Linked DNA regions of Homo sapiens: regions 1, 2, 3 and 4 are each linked to region 5. Evidence: chromatin contacts called from ENCODE Hi-C or POLR2A ChIA-PET data. All regions are on one chromosome and are shown on one strand. Each heading gives the region's core, a stretch centred on a gene start or an enhancer-like site at or near the end of the contact. The rest is flanking DNA. Distances are from core to core; before and after follow the strand shown.

Region 1 (2,700 bases), core at 1-2,500, 200 kb after region 5:
TCACAGAGCAGCTCCCTCTTCTCCCAGGGCTCTGCCCAGCCTGCCAACACATCCTTGGGATTCGGAAGTAGCAGTTCTCTCGGCGCCACCCTGGGATCCGCCCTTGGAGGGTTTGGAACAGCAGGTAGAAATTAGACTGATATGCTCTTAAGACTGAATTTTAATTATTTTTACAATCCTTCTGGAATACTGGCAATGCATGGAACCACAGGCAGATCTGGACCAAGCCTTGTGGGAATCCAGCCATCCCACATAATCTGTGAGATGATAGACTATTGAAATCAAGTTATACAGATGGGACCTATTTCAATCCATGCTCATGTGGCTACTTACTTAATCAGTTTCTTTCAGGGATTTGAAATCTAGGGAAGATTTTTGCTGTATTTGGGAAAAATATTGAGGGAACTGTAGAAATTGATATCAAAAACTGAGGGAGGAGGACTTACTAAAGATAGCAGAGCTGAAATACTCCACAATTGAGACTGAGCCGAGTTCTTGGCCTGCAGGCCTTAAAGAGTTACAAGTTTTCTTCAGTCTTTTGAGTAGAATTTAAGGTAGACATGTGGAAAATTAGGAGGAAGGATATTAGACCAAGATATTTTTAATGTTTTGATGAAAAAAGCAGGAGTGTAGTATGGTGAATAATGGGATAATTGCAGAGATTATAAAAAACAAACAAACAAAAGTGATCCCTAAATAGAAGGGCATGTGTGAAAGAAAGTATCTTAATTGGAATTGAGGGCAGCATTAACTCTCGATTGAACCCACTGAGAAAACAGGCTTTCATATAGAAGTCTTGTGTAGTGGGGCAGTACCCCATTTACAAATCTTTTTTCTGTATCCCATTTTTCTACTTGAACCTTTTCAATTGATGAAAGGCATTCTTCTAGTCCATTTTCTTCCACCTTTTCCATAGTTCATGTGGCCGTCAGAGCTTTTTAACCCTCCCTTATCCTATAATATACGACACCATAGGAAGGTAAATTTGGCATATGTTTGATGGTCATGTTAACCTGAGCCATGTCCTCTTTATTACTTATCTGCCCCTAGTACTGCTACATTAACAGTTAGGCTGTCTCTGCTGACAAATTTGCGGTGGTAAGGAGTCTGGATCAAAGTGTTAGGAACAGGTCACTGGGCTTGTTCTTCGAAGAACAGGCCTGTTCTTATCTGCATTGTTTTAATTCCATTTTAGTTGCAAACTCCAACACTGGCAGTGGCTCCCGCCGTGACTCCCTGACTGGCAGCAGTGACCTTTATAAGAGGACATCGAGCAGCTTGACCCCCATTGGACACAGTTTTTATAACGGCCTTAGCTTTTCCTCCTCTCCTGGACCCGTGGGCATGCCTCTCCCTAGTCAGGGACCAGGACATTCACAGACACCACCTCCTTCCCTCTCTTCACATGGATCCTCTTCAAGCTTAAACCTGGGTAAGAACCATTACTCTAACACCACCTTGAACTCTAGAACTCTCTTGCCACCGATGACATTACAAGAACTTTGCATAAGCAAAGGACAGTCCCTTTATACTAGAAGTGTCCTGGGTGTTCTGTGCCTTCCGTAAATACCTCATGTTATTCAGGCTGTACCTATAGATAGTATAGCAGTTTTGGCTTTATTATAGTTTGGGTACATTCCCTGTATATTCAGTTAGCTTTAGTATGAACATTTTATTCTTTGGCTACCTGTGAGAGTATTTCAATGTAAACAATATAAACACAGGTTCATTTCAGTGAAGCTAGGAAACACAGAGACAGAATTTAATCACCTAGTATCACCACCTGAAATACCACCACAATTAATATTTTGCCTTATTTCCTTTCAAAATTTCCCCTCTGCTATATGTACATATAATATCTTGCTTTTTCACAAAAAGCATTTTATTTTTAAAATTTTGCCATATTTTAAAATATTTGTAAATATAAACTCTCAAACCATATAGTATGTTAATGAGGAGATGTATATTTCCCTATTAAATATTTAGATTGTTTTATGCATGGGATTTTAAAATATTACCATCTAGATTCTAGAAAATAGGGAGAGAAAAAGAGGATCCCAAGCAGCAGGCTATAAGAATGAAAAGAAAATTATATTACCTTTTTTTTGGTGGCAAATCTCTAAATCTTTCAGGACATGGGAGATGTTTTCTTATCTCAAGCATGGTGCATACTCCTCTCCCGCAGTTATGTATTAAGTTTAAAGTACTGATTTATTTGCTAGATGGGGAAAATTGAATGCTAGATGTAGAGTCACCATATAATGTATCATGCAAACCAGAACACTTTTGTGAGTGGAAGGGGGTGCTATGAATAATTACTTGGTGATGATAGGCCTAAATCAGGACTGTCCTGGGCAAATCAGCACATGTGGCCACTTTACCAAGAAGATTCTGTTCTTAACCAGCAAGATTAAAAGTGGCTTCATGGACTCAGAAGTGAGAACTTGACTAAAAACAAACAGGATGCCTTCGTTTGGATAGGCAGACTAGAAAGTGATTTATAAGATTCAAGAGAAGTCTGAAGTGGGTAGGGTAATAGACTTATTATTCTAGACCTAGGAGTGATAGCTTTGAGTTTGAAAGAGGCGAGTTTCAAGTCAAAACTATGTTTATATATACACATTGGCATGTGTGTGCGTATCCTGAAGTTTTATACAGTAAGAACTTTAGTTGTAGAACTCATTTTCTCAGGTTATATAT
Region 2 (2,700 bases), core at 135-2,634, 230 kb before region 5:
CCCTAAGTCAATCACACCTGGCGCTCAAATAAAAAGTTCCCTTATGACTCCTCACTGAGAGCCTCTCAGAGCCTCAGTTCTGCCAGTGTAAGGTGAAGGCAGTTCCATCTCTCCTACGATGCTTGTGCAGGTTTCAATCATGATAAAAAGTTCCCAAGGGCCAGGTGAGGTGGCTTACACCTGTAATCCCAGCACTTCGGGAGGAAGAGATGGGAGGATCGCTTGAGCCCAGGAGTTGGAGACCAGCCTGGGCAACAAAGTAAAACCCTGCCTCTACAAAACAATAAAAAATTAGCCATGGTGGAGCCGCATGTGGTCCCAGCTACATGGAGGCTGAGGCAGGAGGATTGCTTGAGGCCAGGAAGTGGAGGCTGCAGTGAGCCACGATCGCGGTATTGCACTTCAGCCTGGGATACAAAGCAAGACCCTGTCTCAAAAAGAAAAGTTCCCAAGGACTTGCTGTGTTACCTCTTTTAATCCTCTCAACAACCCTGTGAGATAAGAACTATGATCTCTGCTTTAAAATAAGGAAACCAAGGCACAAAGTGATTGTGTAACGAGGTGAGTTTGAGTAGCTGGTCCAAGACTGAAGCTCAGGTCTAACCCCAGCCCCCGCCACCCTTCCTCTCTACTCAGAAAAAGAAGGTAATCAGAGGGTGTGACAATGTTTGGTAAACGGCAAAGACTTGCGCTGATACGGGATGACAGAAGGCGGGGCGGGCGCGGTGGCTCACGCCTGTAATCCCAGCACTTTGGGAGGCCGAGATGGGCGGATCACCCAAGGTCAGGAGTTCAAGACCAGCCTGGCCAACATGGTGAAACCCCGTCTCTACTAAAAATACAAAAATTAGCTGGGTGTGGTGGCGGGCGCCTGTAATCCCAGGTACTCTTGGGAGGCTGAGGCAGGAGAATGGCTTGGACCCAGGAGGCAGAGATTGCAGTGAGCCGAGGTCGCGCCACTGCACTCCAGCCTGGGTGACAGAGCAAGACTCCGTTTCCAAAAAAAAAAAGAAGAAGAAGAAGAAGAAGGCGGGGTGGGGAGCGGCCCTGGACAGAGAGGGAATGAGGCATGTGTCGCTCAGCACCGGCCACTGTCCAGTGGAGGTGCAATGCCATGCCAGACAGAGCTGTGGTTCTGCACAGCCTGGCCCAGGAGGGCCTTCGCTGACCCCAGTTGACAGGAAAAGAAGTAGCAGCCCGGCCCCCGGAAGAGGGGGAGGGACGCGCTTAGACGCCGGGAGAGTGCACCTGACTGGTGTCAGGAGGTCCGCGTCAAGTGCCAGCTCTGTCTCTAGTTCTCAGGGTGACGTCTGGCTAGTTCCTCTCCTCTCGGGACACCTGTTTTCCCGCCGGGCTCAAGTGCGGATCAATCAGGGCTGGGAGGCTCCGGGAGCCCGCGCGCTCTCCTAGCTCGGCTCCGTAGTGCCCCCCGGTGGACAAACTGGTGCGTGCCAACCTCAGCTCCGAGAAGAACACCCGCAGGAATCGCCCCTTCCGTCTTCAACGCCTGGCCCTGGGTGCACGGAGGAGGCGCGCACATGCCTCATTTCCAGGGCCCAAGAGGAAGGTGAAGGTTCCGAGGAGATCTGGGCGGGCGAGGAGAATCCCCAGGCTCTGGCTCTGACGCTTGTTTGCTGTGTGAATTTGCACTCACCTTCCTCTCTCTGGGCCAGCTTCCCTATCCCTAAGAAAGGAGTTAATAGGATGAGTCCTGACCTGGGAGCCATAAGACTTGGTTTTCAATGTTAATGAGCTTAAGCAAGTCCCTGCCCTACCCTGGGCCTCAGTTTCCCCATCTTCACAAGTTGAAGGCACCAAATGGCCTCAGGACCCTTCTGGCTCTGACATTCAGTAGTCTAAATGGCAACAATGTGTTTAGGAGAATTAAGAGGAGGTGCAAGTGACCCCAAGAAGAGTTTCTTGAGGTCTGGGAGATGATTTTGACTGGGTCAAAAAGTATTAATATTTATAATTATAAATATTATATCATGGGGCCTCTTTTGTTGACAATGCCCTGTGGGATGCCTTTGGCTGGGGACAAGTCCATCAGTGTATAAGAGCCGCTCACACCAGCTAGCAAGAGCAAATTGCTAAAGTTTCAGGCATTTTGCAAGAGGGCTGTTTAACAGTCATTGCTAAAAATTAAATTGTATACTGGGCACAGCAGCTCACACCAGTAATCCCAGCACTTTGGGAGGCTGAGGTGAGAGGAGGATCACTTGAGGCCAGGAGTTCCAGATCAGCCTGGGCAAAATAGTGAGACTTCCATCTCTTAAAAAATCATAATATCAGGCTGGGCAACATAGTGAGACCCTGTCTCTACAAAAAATTTTAAACATTAACGGGGTGCGGTGGCGCATGCCTATATTCTCAGCTACTCAGGAGGCTGAGGTGGGAGGATTGCTTGAGCCCAGGAGGTCAAGGCTGCAGTGAGCTGTGATCATGCCACTGCACTCCAGCCTGGATGACAGAGTGAGACCCTGTCCCCAAAAAATATATATCATCATAATAAAAATTTTAAAATTAAATTGTATACATTTACAATTAAATAAATTATATTAAAACAAAGATATTAAAAATCATCACTTCCTAATTATTTTACTATATTTCACTATTATCTATTCTCTTGAGTTTACCTACATTTATTTTTTTTTCATTTTTATTTATTTATTTATTTTTGAGACAGAGTCTTGCTATTGC
Region 3 (2,700 bases), core at 71-2,570, 230 kb after region 5:
GCAATTAAATTGTGTCCAGCACACTGGTGTAATAAATGATACCAGTTTCCCTGCACAGTTTTTGATGAACAAAACTATCTTTGTTCATTAGTTTACATAATAATGTCATTTGTTGTGAACCGACTCTGCGTCAAGTCACACATGAGATGGTTTTCACATGTTCTCAACAACTGTTCTGGGAACCAACAGCCCTGTGAAGAATGCGGCTGTCCCTATCTCATAGATGTGGAAATAGGTCCTAGGATCTGATGCAAGTCTTTTGATAGACCAACTCTGATCAATAAAGCTTTCCCCTTAGTTCATCATGCGAGGGGGTGGGCATGGGGGCAGACCCCTCCATCTGCAGGATTGGGTTTCATGGAGTGGCCTGGGCTCTGGGCCACCCCCTCTTCTGACCACCATTACTCTGCTACCAAGTCCGTCCCAAGGATTCTATGGCCCGGGCTGTCGTCACACACTGGGTACCGGCATTCTTGGTCTCTCTTCCAGAGTCCCTCCAATGTGCATTCCTCAGTTTATGTAATAACCCTTACCCTCTCACAGTGCTTTACAGTTTACAGAGTACTTTGTATTTGAGATACCATTGGTCCTTGTAGAAAGCTTTAGGGAGTCAGGGAGAGATGTTTCAGCCCTTTATACAGATGAGGAGTTTGAGACTTAAGCCCCGCAGTCAGTAACCAAGTGAGGATTTTATCTGAGGGTTCCTGACTCCCAGCCCAGTGCCCTGTCCATGTCATCCTGCCCTTGCCACCCGCCATTAGCCCCATGAATGGCCATCTTCTCTTTTTGAGGCTCAGAGGGATTGCAGAAGGGTGAGGCCCTGGGGAGTGAGGCATCCTTTTGAGGGAGGAAACCTGTAACTTTATGTAGTTACCATCTGTAGCCACACGAGGGTGCTGCCACCTAAAGCGAGTATTATGGAGGCCTAAGGGTTCAAGGTCAGGGTTGGGATGGCTTTCCCCTGGATTGAAGGGCTCAGGAGTGTAGTCAGGAATCCCACCCAGAGACCAGAGGTCTGGCATCTGCCCTGAAACTAAGCTTTCTCCCTTCTTCACTCCCTCTCCTCCTGCTTCCTCCAGCGTCTGCAGTGCATAGCACTAGGCCCTAACACACACAGGGTGTCAGGGTATGGTGAGTGTGGGGTGAGAGGGTATGGTCACTGACCTGGCTCATGAACCTCAGCTTTGCCTTTGACTATGTAATCTCTGGCAAATCACTGACTTCTCTGGACCGTGGTTTCTCCAGCCATCACCTGGAGTGGTAGACCAGGCCTGTCACTCTCACAGGGCTAGTGTGAGATCACACAGGAAGACACATCACACAGGCAGCCCCTTGCCTCTGTTAATGCAACCCTGGTGCCTCTTTCTGGGGCCACATCCTGGCTTTTGCAGCAAGCTTTCAAACAACGCACACCTCCGAGTCTATTTTAATGACTGAGCTTCAAATCCCAGCTCTGCCTGGCCCTTTGTGACCTTTGTAAGTCATCTGCCTTCCTCTCTTTCCTCAGCTGTAAAATGGAGTTAATAATAGCTTTATTTCACAGGGTATATTGGAAGCCCTTGGCACACACAGGGCTGGGAACACAGTAAGCCATAAATAGGAGTTATCATTACCTCCAATTTTTCCTTGCTATGTTGGGGCCCTTGCAATTTTCACTAGGGTGAAACTGGGTGTTTGACAGGAGCTGGACTAGGTCCAGTCTAGTATACGGACTTCCAGACTGGAATCCAGATTGGGATCTGGAGGTTGAAGTGGGTATTTGACAAGAAATGAACAGGGTCCAGTTGGAGGCCTCAAGTAAGCACATATTTAGAAGGACAGGGCATTGTGTGTTCATCAGAATCTGGGGAGTCTGAAACTCCTCTGTCTGGAGCTCCAGCTAACTTTATGTTTAGAACCTGAAGATTCAGAACCTGTGCCATTCTAGTGAAATGGATGTGCCTCAGGAAGATAACTTACAATTCTAGTGGCCACAATAGGGAAGTTTTACTCTAGATGAAATTATTCATCTATGGGTACATTAAAAAAAGATGATCCTGAGTACTTAAGAAACAATGAGATGCATTGTTCGATGGTACACGGAAGCTTCCCAAAGACAGAATGACTTAAAAAAAAAAAGCCTGTCTAAAGAAATCTTTACAACACACTCATAAAAATTATTTTGAGGCTGGCGTGGTAGCTCATGCCTGTAATCCCAGCACTTTGGAAAGCCGAAGCGGGCGGATCACCTGAGGTCAGGCGTTCAAATCCAGCCTGGCCAACATGATGAAACCTCATCTCTACTAAAAAAAATGCAAAAATTAGCTGGGCGTGGTGGTAGGCGCCTGTAATCCCAGCTACTCAGGAGGCTGAGGCACAAGAATTACTTGAACCCGGGAGGTGGAGGCTGCAGTGAGCCGAGATCGTGCCACTGCATTCCAGCCTGGGTGACAGAGCAAGACTCCATCTCAAAAAAAGAAAAAAAAATTATTTTGAATCTGCATGGCTGTTTGATCTTTTGTCTTTTTCCATCTGAATGCTTGAATATTCTGGACACTATCTTCCTTTAAAAGATCTTCAAATGAGCCAGGAGTATCTGCAACAACTAAATGCAAATCTTGGTCTTGCACACAACTTGGCTATTATAAAAGCAACCGCCTGAGACTAATTGGAAAAAAATTGGATTTCTCCCCTGTCACTTACCTAAAACTTAATCCACAG
Region 4 (2,700 bases), core at 185-2,684, 210 kb before region 5:
TCTCCAAAGCAGGGCCTGGCACAAAGTAGGTGCTTTATTAACTGCTGAATTAATGAGTGAGCTCCTCAGAGCTTCAACTTGTTCACCTTTTTAAAAAGAGAAAATAATACAGTAACACCTACTTCATGGATTTTGCTTTAAAAGTCCAATGAGGCCAGGTGTGGTGGCGTGTGCCTATAGTCCCAGCTGCTGGGGAGGCTAAGGTAGGAGGATCCCCTGAGCCCCGGAGTTTGAGGCTGCAGTGAGCTATGATGGCGTCACAGTACTCCAGCCTGGGAGACACAGCGAGAGACTTTGTCTCTAAAAAATAATAATAAAATAAAAAGTTCAATGAAACAATACACCCAAAGCCCTCAGCATGCAATAAATAGCAAGACAAGGCAGGTCTTATTTTTACTGAAAGTGCTTAGTAAACTATACAGTGACAAACCACCGCACAACAGGCTCTCGAAAGGAGGCAGCAAATTACCCAAAAGTGCAGGCGGCTTGCTAGTGTGCACAGGCCAAAGAAAGGGCGGCAGGTGGGGAAGGCAGCCATGGGCCTTGAAGAGCTGACCGAATTGGCAGAATTTCTGCAGGAGGGGAGCTGGGAACGACCTGAGCTAAAGCTCGGAGCTGTGCGAAGAAACCGGAAAAGCCCAGAGCACTTGCAGGGGCGGGTGGGGAGCTAGATGGTGGGGTGGGGTGGGGACGGAGGAGGGCCAGCAGGAGACATTCCGCAGGGAGGGGCAAGCACGTGTGAGGCGGGCGGGGCGCGAAGGGTCAGGCTTTTGCTCAAAACAGGCAGAGGACAAGGTCAGCTCAGCCGCAGACCGAGCCGCTGGTGACTGTCTCCGCCACCAGGCAGTGAGAGTGAAGGGAGAGCGCGAGCTCTGAAGCCCGCTAGACTAAGCTTGCAATCTGAGCTCCATTCACCCCCTCCTATTTCTTGAGACCTTGTCAGTTCCCCTGTGAGCCTCGGACTCCTCACTTGTAAAACGAGGACAGATGCCCGTGCCAGAAGTCAACCAGAGCTTTCCCCGGCGTGGGCACCAGCCCAAGGGCGTTTTGCTTTTCTAGTCTCATCTCTGCTCTGACGCTAAGCTCAAAGAGGGACTGGGGGACGGGAAGATATCCACCATGGCATGCGCCCTAGCTCTCGGGCTGGTGTTGGCTGCTTCCTTCTCAGATTCCAGAGTGCCTAGAGGCCAGGAAAGGGAGAAGGTCCTACCAGCCTGGGGTAGGGACTCGGGGGCCAGGCACTGGCGCTGACGCAGGCTAGCAGGGCGCCACTGGCTGGTCCCCACCCACCTCGGTGGGTTGGGGGATGGGCGCACCAGCCCCTCCTGGGTGAGCCCTAGCCTGGGGCTTCCTATTTCGGGAGCCGGGGGCGTGGGCCACGTCTCCTCATGTGATGCGAGGGCTATTTAAAGCGGCAGCCCGGGCAGGGAGCCGCCGTCGGAGCCCTTGCACGCCTGCTCTCTTGTAGCTTCTCTCAGCCTAGCCCAGCATCACTATGGTGGACGCTTTCCTGGGCACCTGGAAGCTAGTGGACAGCAAGAATTTCGATGACTACATGAAGTCACTCGGTGAGCAAGCCGCGGGGCTCAGGATGTTGGCTTGGGGACTGGCTGGTGGCGTGCCTAGCCCCACGCAGCACTCCTGCCGCATCCCTCCTGGTTAAGACTGGGGAATAGGGGAGCGCGGAGATGGCAGCCTGGCCTAGAGCAGGTGGGGCCTGTTCAGAGGGGGCTTTGGTGGTCCAAATCTGGTTAGAGACCACGGTAGGGAGGTGGTGGAAGGAGGCAGCTGTGTGGGAGGCTCTTTCCAGGAAGAGGGATATGTGATTTGGAGGTAGGAGGAGGGTTTGGATAAAGAACACTGATCACAGGAAAGGGAGTGTAGCCAGGGGAGAAAAAGAACAGGGGCATGGGTAGTTTAGAAATTGGAGGAGACTGAACCCAGAAAGGGAATGGGGCAGCCAGGGAGTGTACAATGATGTAAACAAGTAGGAAATACCTAGGAGGAAAAAGATTAGTGGGGAAAAAACTGTGGATCAGTGAATCAGATATGAGAAGGACGTAAGACAGGAACCTGCAGTAAGCAGCAATCCCCATCTCTGCTTGGTTAGGGAAGAGAATTCTTGCTGGAGAATGCCCTTTCTCACCAGCCAGTCTGACCTTGTCCTGCAGTCTATGTATCCAGGCCTTCATCACTGTCTGTGAGCCTCGTGGTAGGGTGGGGCAAGAGGCCCATGATCAGCTGGGCCTTTCCTGCAACCCAAGGCTCACCTATCTGTGCGAGGGGTAGGCAGAGAAAGCCATTGGACTTCTGATGTGCAGTAGAGGGTCCCAAGGCAAGGTCAAGACCTGGGAGGGAGGATCACTGGTTTAGGAGGATGTGGAGAACTGCTGTGGTGTTGGGATGGAGAAGAATCAGGATTCAAAGAATCTCACAGGTGAGGAACTTGGAGATTCCCATACCATCTAGTTCAACAGGGAAACTGAAACCAGGAGAGTAGAAATGTATTATAACAATTCCACAGCAGAGCCAATATGAAAATCTAAGGTTTCTAGATCTGTAACCCAGAGCTCTTCCCACTACCCTACAGGCCCTGCGAGTGGGAAGAAAAGTAGAAACTGCTTAGCTAATGATTGACCTCAGCCCTTCTTCTACTGCTTTGGGCTTAGATGGAGAGGTCAAAGCTCTCAACGGCCTCTA
Region 5 (2,700 bases), core at 197-2,696:
TGGGGTGAGACCCTGTCTCAAAAAATAATAAAATAAAATAAAATAACCACAGCTTGGTTGGTGATCTGTGACGAGACAGCAGGGGTCCCAAGCCCCCAACACCAGTGCCAACAAGCCCTGCAGCTACTGCTATTTGAATGCCCACTCTGTGCCAGACACTAGGCTGGAGTTTCACATTCGCCGCTGGCTCTTTCACTGATATCCATTTCACAGACAGGAAAACTGAGTTTTGAGCAATGACGTCACCTGCCGATGGACACCAGCTTTTTTTTTTTTTTTTTTGAGACGTAGTCTTGCTTTGTTGCCCAGGCTGGAGTGCAGTGGCGCCATCTCAGCTCACTGCAACCTCCATCTCCCAAGTTCAAGCAATTCTCCTGCCTCATCCTCCCAAGCAGCTGGGACGACAGGCGCATGCCACCACACCCGGCTAACTGTTGCATTTTTAGTAGAGACGGGGTTTCACCATGTTGGCCAAGCTGGTCTCAAACTCCTGACCTCAGGCAATCCACTCGCCTAGGCTTCCCAAAGTTCTGGGATTACAGGTGTAGCCGCCACGCCCGGTCGACACTGACTTTCAAACCCTCTCACCCTCCAGAGCGAACACACCCTGAATGCATCTCTGTCCCCCTCAGTATCCTGCCCTTGTGTCCAGAGAGAGTCCTTGGTGTGACAAGAGGTCTACACAGGTGGGGGGAATAAAACTCTGGGAGCCCAGCAAGGCAGATTGTTGCTGACAGGAGGAAAATAATCAACATTAAACCCTTACCAAGTCCTTACAACATGCCAGATGGACATTAACTCTCTGAATCTTCACAGCATCCTATTTTATAGATGAGGAAACGGAGGCACAGAGAAATTAAGAAAAATAAGGCCAGGCACGGTTTTAATCTCAGCATTTTGGGAGGCTGAGGCAGGAGATCACTTGAGCCCAGGAACTTGAGACTTGCCTAGGCAACATTGCAAAAACCTATCTCTACAAAAATACAAAAATTAGCGCCTGCCCGTAATTTCAGCTTTTGGGGAGCCTAAGGTGGGAGGATCACCTGAGCCCGGGAAAGTCGAGGCTGCGGTGAGCTGTGATCGTGCCACTGCATTCCGGCCTGGGCAACTAAGTGAGATCCTGTCTCAGTGAGAAAAGAAAAATGACACACACACACACACACACACACACACACACACACACACACACACAAAAGAAAAATGACACAGGTGGTAAATTTCCTAGAAAATAACCCGTTTGTTGAGCATCTGGCTGGGCATTTTTCCTAAGTGATATTGTTCAACCTCCCTACTATCTCCAGCAGAGGTATGGCCCGTGTTTACCATCGCTATCTCTTCCCTGTCTACACAATCTTAATCCGACTCAAATATCTCACTCTGCTCTTTCCATCAGAACACCAAAGAGAATGGGTGTCACAGCGACACCTGCTGGCTGGCGCTATATCTCCGCTGCCCCTAGACTTTTGTTTTGTTTTGTTTTCCAAAACGGAGTTTCGCTCTTGTTGCCCAGGCTGGAATGCAGTGGCGCAATCTCGGCTCACTGCAACCTCCGCCTCCCAGGTTCAAGAGGTTCTTCTGCCTCAGCCTCCTGAGTAGCTGGGATTATAGGCGCCTGCCACCACACCCAGCTAATTTTTGTGTTGTTAGTAGAGACAGGGTTTCACCATGTTGGCCAGGCTGGCCTCGAACTCCTGCCCTCAGGTGATCTGCCCACCTCGGCCTCCCAAAGTGCTGGGATTACAGGTGTGAGCCACCGTGCCCAGACTTTTTTTTTTTTAGAAGGAATTTCACGCTATCAGCTGGGCTGGAATGCAGTGGTGCAATCTCAGCTCACTGCAACCTCCGCCTCCCGGGTTCAAGCGATTCTCCTGCCTCAGCCTCTCAAGTAGCTGGGATTACAGGCGCCCGCCATTATGCCCAGCTAATTTTTTTGTATTTTTAGTAGAGACAGGGTTTCACCACATTGGCCAGGCTGGTCTCAAACTCCTGACCTCGTGATTCACCTGCCTCAGCCTCCCAAAGTGCTGGGATTACAGGAGTGAGCCACCACGCCCGGACTTTTTGTTTTTTTCTTTGAGACAGGGTCTCACTATATCACCCAGACTAAAGTGCAGCGGCATGACCACAGCTCACTGTAGCCTCGACCTCCCCCAGGCTCAAGCAATCCTCCCATCTTAGCTTCCTGAGTAGCTGGGACCACAGACACACACCACCACACCCGGTTTTTTTTTTGCTTTGTTTTTTTGTTTTTGTATTTTTAGCAGCAGCAAGGTCTTGCCATGTTGCCCAGTCTAGTCTCGAACTCCTGAGCTCAAACAATCCACTTGACTTGGCCTCCCAAAGTGCTGAGATTACAAGATCACAGGCATGAGCCACCACATCCGGCTGCCCAGCTAATTTTTGTAGTTTTTGTAGAGACAAAACATGCAGTTTGTCTGTTTTGGACCAGGCATCTAGACTGGGAGGAAACTATCCCTCCCTGCCAGTTGACTGGCCCCAACCTCATCCCCAGCACCTCCCCTGCGCACCCCTCCGGCCCCAGGAAGTTCAAGTCCTCCTGCATGTGTGATCATCCTTCTGCCTAACCAGAGCCCGCCGTCTCCCTCTCCATTTTTGGTCTTGGCCCCTGAAAGGTCATGGGCTTTGGACTAGACCAGGGGGAGTTCATATCCCAGCTCTGCCAATTGCTAACTGGGTAAT

The links. A loop is a pair of places that touch in the nucleus more often than their neighbours do. ChIA-PET counts read pairs that join two places held with the same protein, here RNA polymerase II (POLR2A). Pooled maps may share reads with other maps.
Region 1: a pooled map shows a loop between it and region 5 (2.1-fold over the local background). The contact joins two enhancer-like sites. A Hi-C loop is called at or near these places in 5 of 168 maps with a recorded cell type or tissue (IMR-90, K562, cardiac septum and 2 more) and 11 of 50 pooled maps. POLR2A ChIA-PET finds 5 or more read pairs at or near these places in 3 of 52 experiments (GM12878, PC-9 and activated naive CD4-positive, alpha-beta T cell).
Region 2: a loop to region 5 is called in a pooled map, with 5 times the contacts of the local background. The contact joins two enhancer-like sites. A Hi-C loop is called at or near these places in 1 of 168 maps with a recorded cell type or tissue (endothelial cell of hepatic sinusoid) and 8 of 50 pooled maps. POLR2A ChIA-PET finds 5 or more read pairs at or near these places in 3 of 52 experiments (GM12878, PC-9 and activated CD4-positive, alpha-beta T cell).
Region 3: a loop to region 5 is called in a pooled map, with 2.6 times the contacts of the local background. The contact joins two enhancer-like sites. A Hi-C loop is called at or near these places in 2 of 50 pooled maps. POLR2A ChIA-PET finds 5 or more read pairs at or near these places in 4 of 52 experiments (IMR-90, K562, OCI-LY7 and 1 more).
Region 4: a pooled map shows a loop between it and region 5 (2.6-fold over the local background). The contact joins the promoter of FABP3 here to the enhancer-like site in region 5. A Hi-C loop is called at or near these places in 4 of 50 pooled maps. POLR2A ChIA-PET finds 5 or more read pairs at or near these places in 4 of 52 experiments (GM12878, K562, WTC11 and 1 more).

The regions. Positions count from the first base shown.
Region 1 is chr1:30,963,406-30,966,105 of GRCh38, reverse strand. PUM1 (pumilio RNA binding family member 1) reads left to right here. Exons shown (of 22, transcript NM_001020658.2): 13 at 1-124; 14 at 1,196-1,432. Among named protein-coding and RNA genes, the nearest start is that of SNORD103C, 3.5 kb to the left of the region's middle. Within about 2 kb of position 1,250, at least 4 of the 41 ENCODE cell types and tissues checked have a DNase peak (open chromatin) inside an H3K27ac peak, as active enhancers do.
Region 2 is chr1:31,393,540-31,396,239 of GRCh38, reverse strand. No RefSeq gene overlaps it. Among named protein-coding and RNA genes, the nearest start is that of SERINC2, 18 kb to the left of the region's middle. RefSeq lists a silencer at 1,244-1,538. Within about 2 kb of position 1,384, at least 6 of the 41 ENCODE cell types and tissues checked have a DNase peak (open chromatin) inside an H3K27ac peak, as active enhancers do.
Region 3 is chr1:30,927,776-30,930,475 of GRCh38, reverse strand. No RefSeq gene overlaps it. Among named protein-coding and RNA genes, the nearest start is that of SNORD103A, 6.6 kb to the left of the region's middle. Within about 2 kb of position 1,320, at least 4 of the 41 ENCODE cell types and tissues checked have a DNase peak (open chromatin) inside an H3K27ac peak, as active enhancers do.
Region 4 is chr1:31,371,810-31,374,509 of GRCh38, reverse strand. FABP3 (fatty acid binding protein 3) reads left to right here and starts at 1,434. Exons shown (of 4, transcript NM_004102.5): 1 at 1,434-1,568. The coding sequence starts at 1,496. LOC124903892 (a long non-coding RNA gene) reads right to left here and starts at 211. Exons shown (of 2, transcript XR_007065573.1): 1 at 123-211. RefSeq lists a silencer at 954-1,248.
Region 5 is chr1:31,161,582-31,164,281 of GRCh38, reverse strand. No RefSeq gene overlaps it. Among named protein-coding and RNA genes, the nearest start is that of NKAIN1, 77 kb to the left of the region's middle. RefSeq lists an enhancer at 1-470. Within about 2 kb of position 1,446, at least 3 of the 41 ENCODE cell types and tissues checked have a DNase peak (open chromatin) inside an H3K27ac peak, as active enhancers do.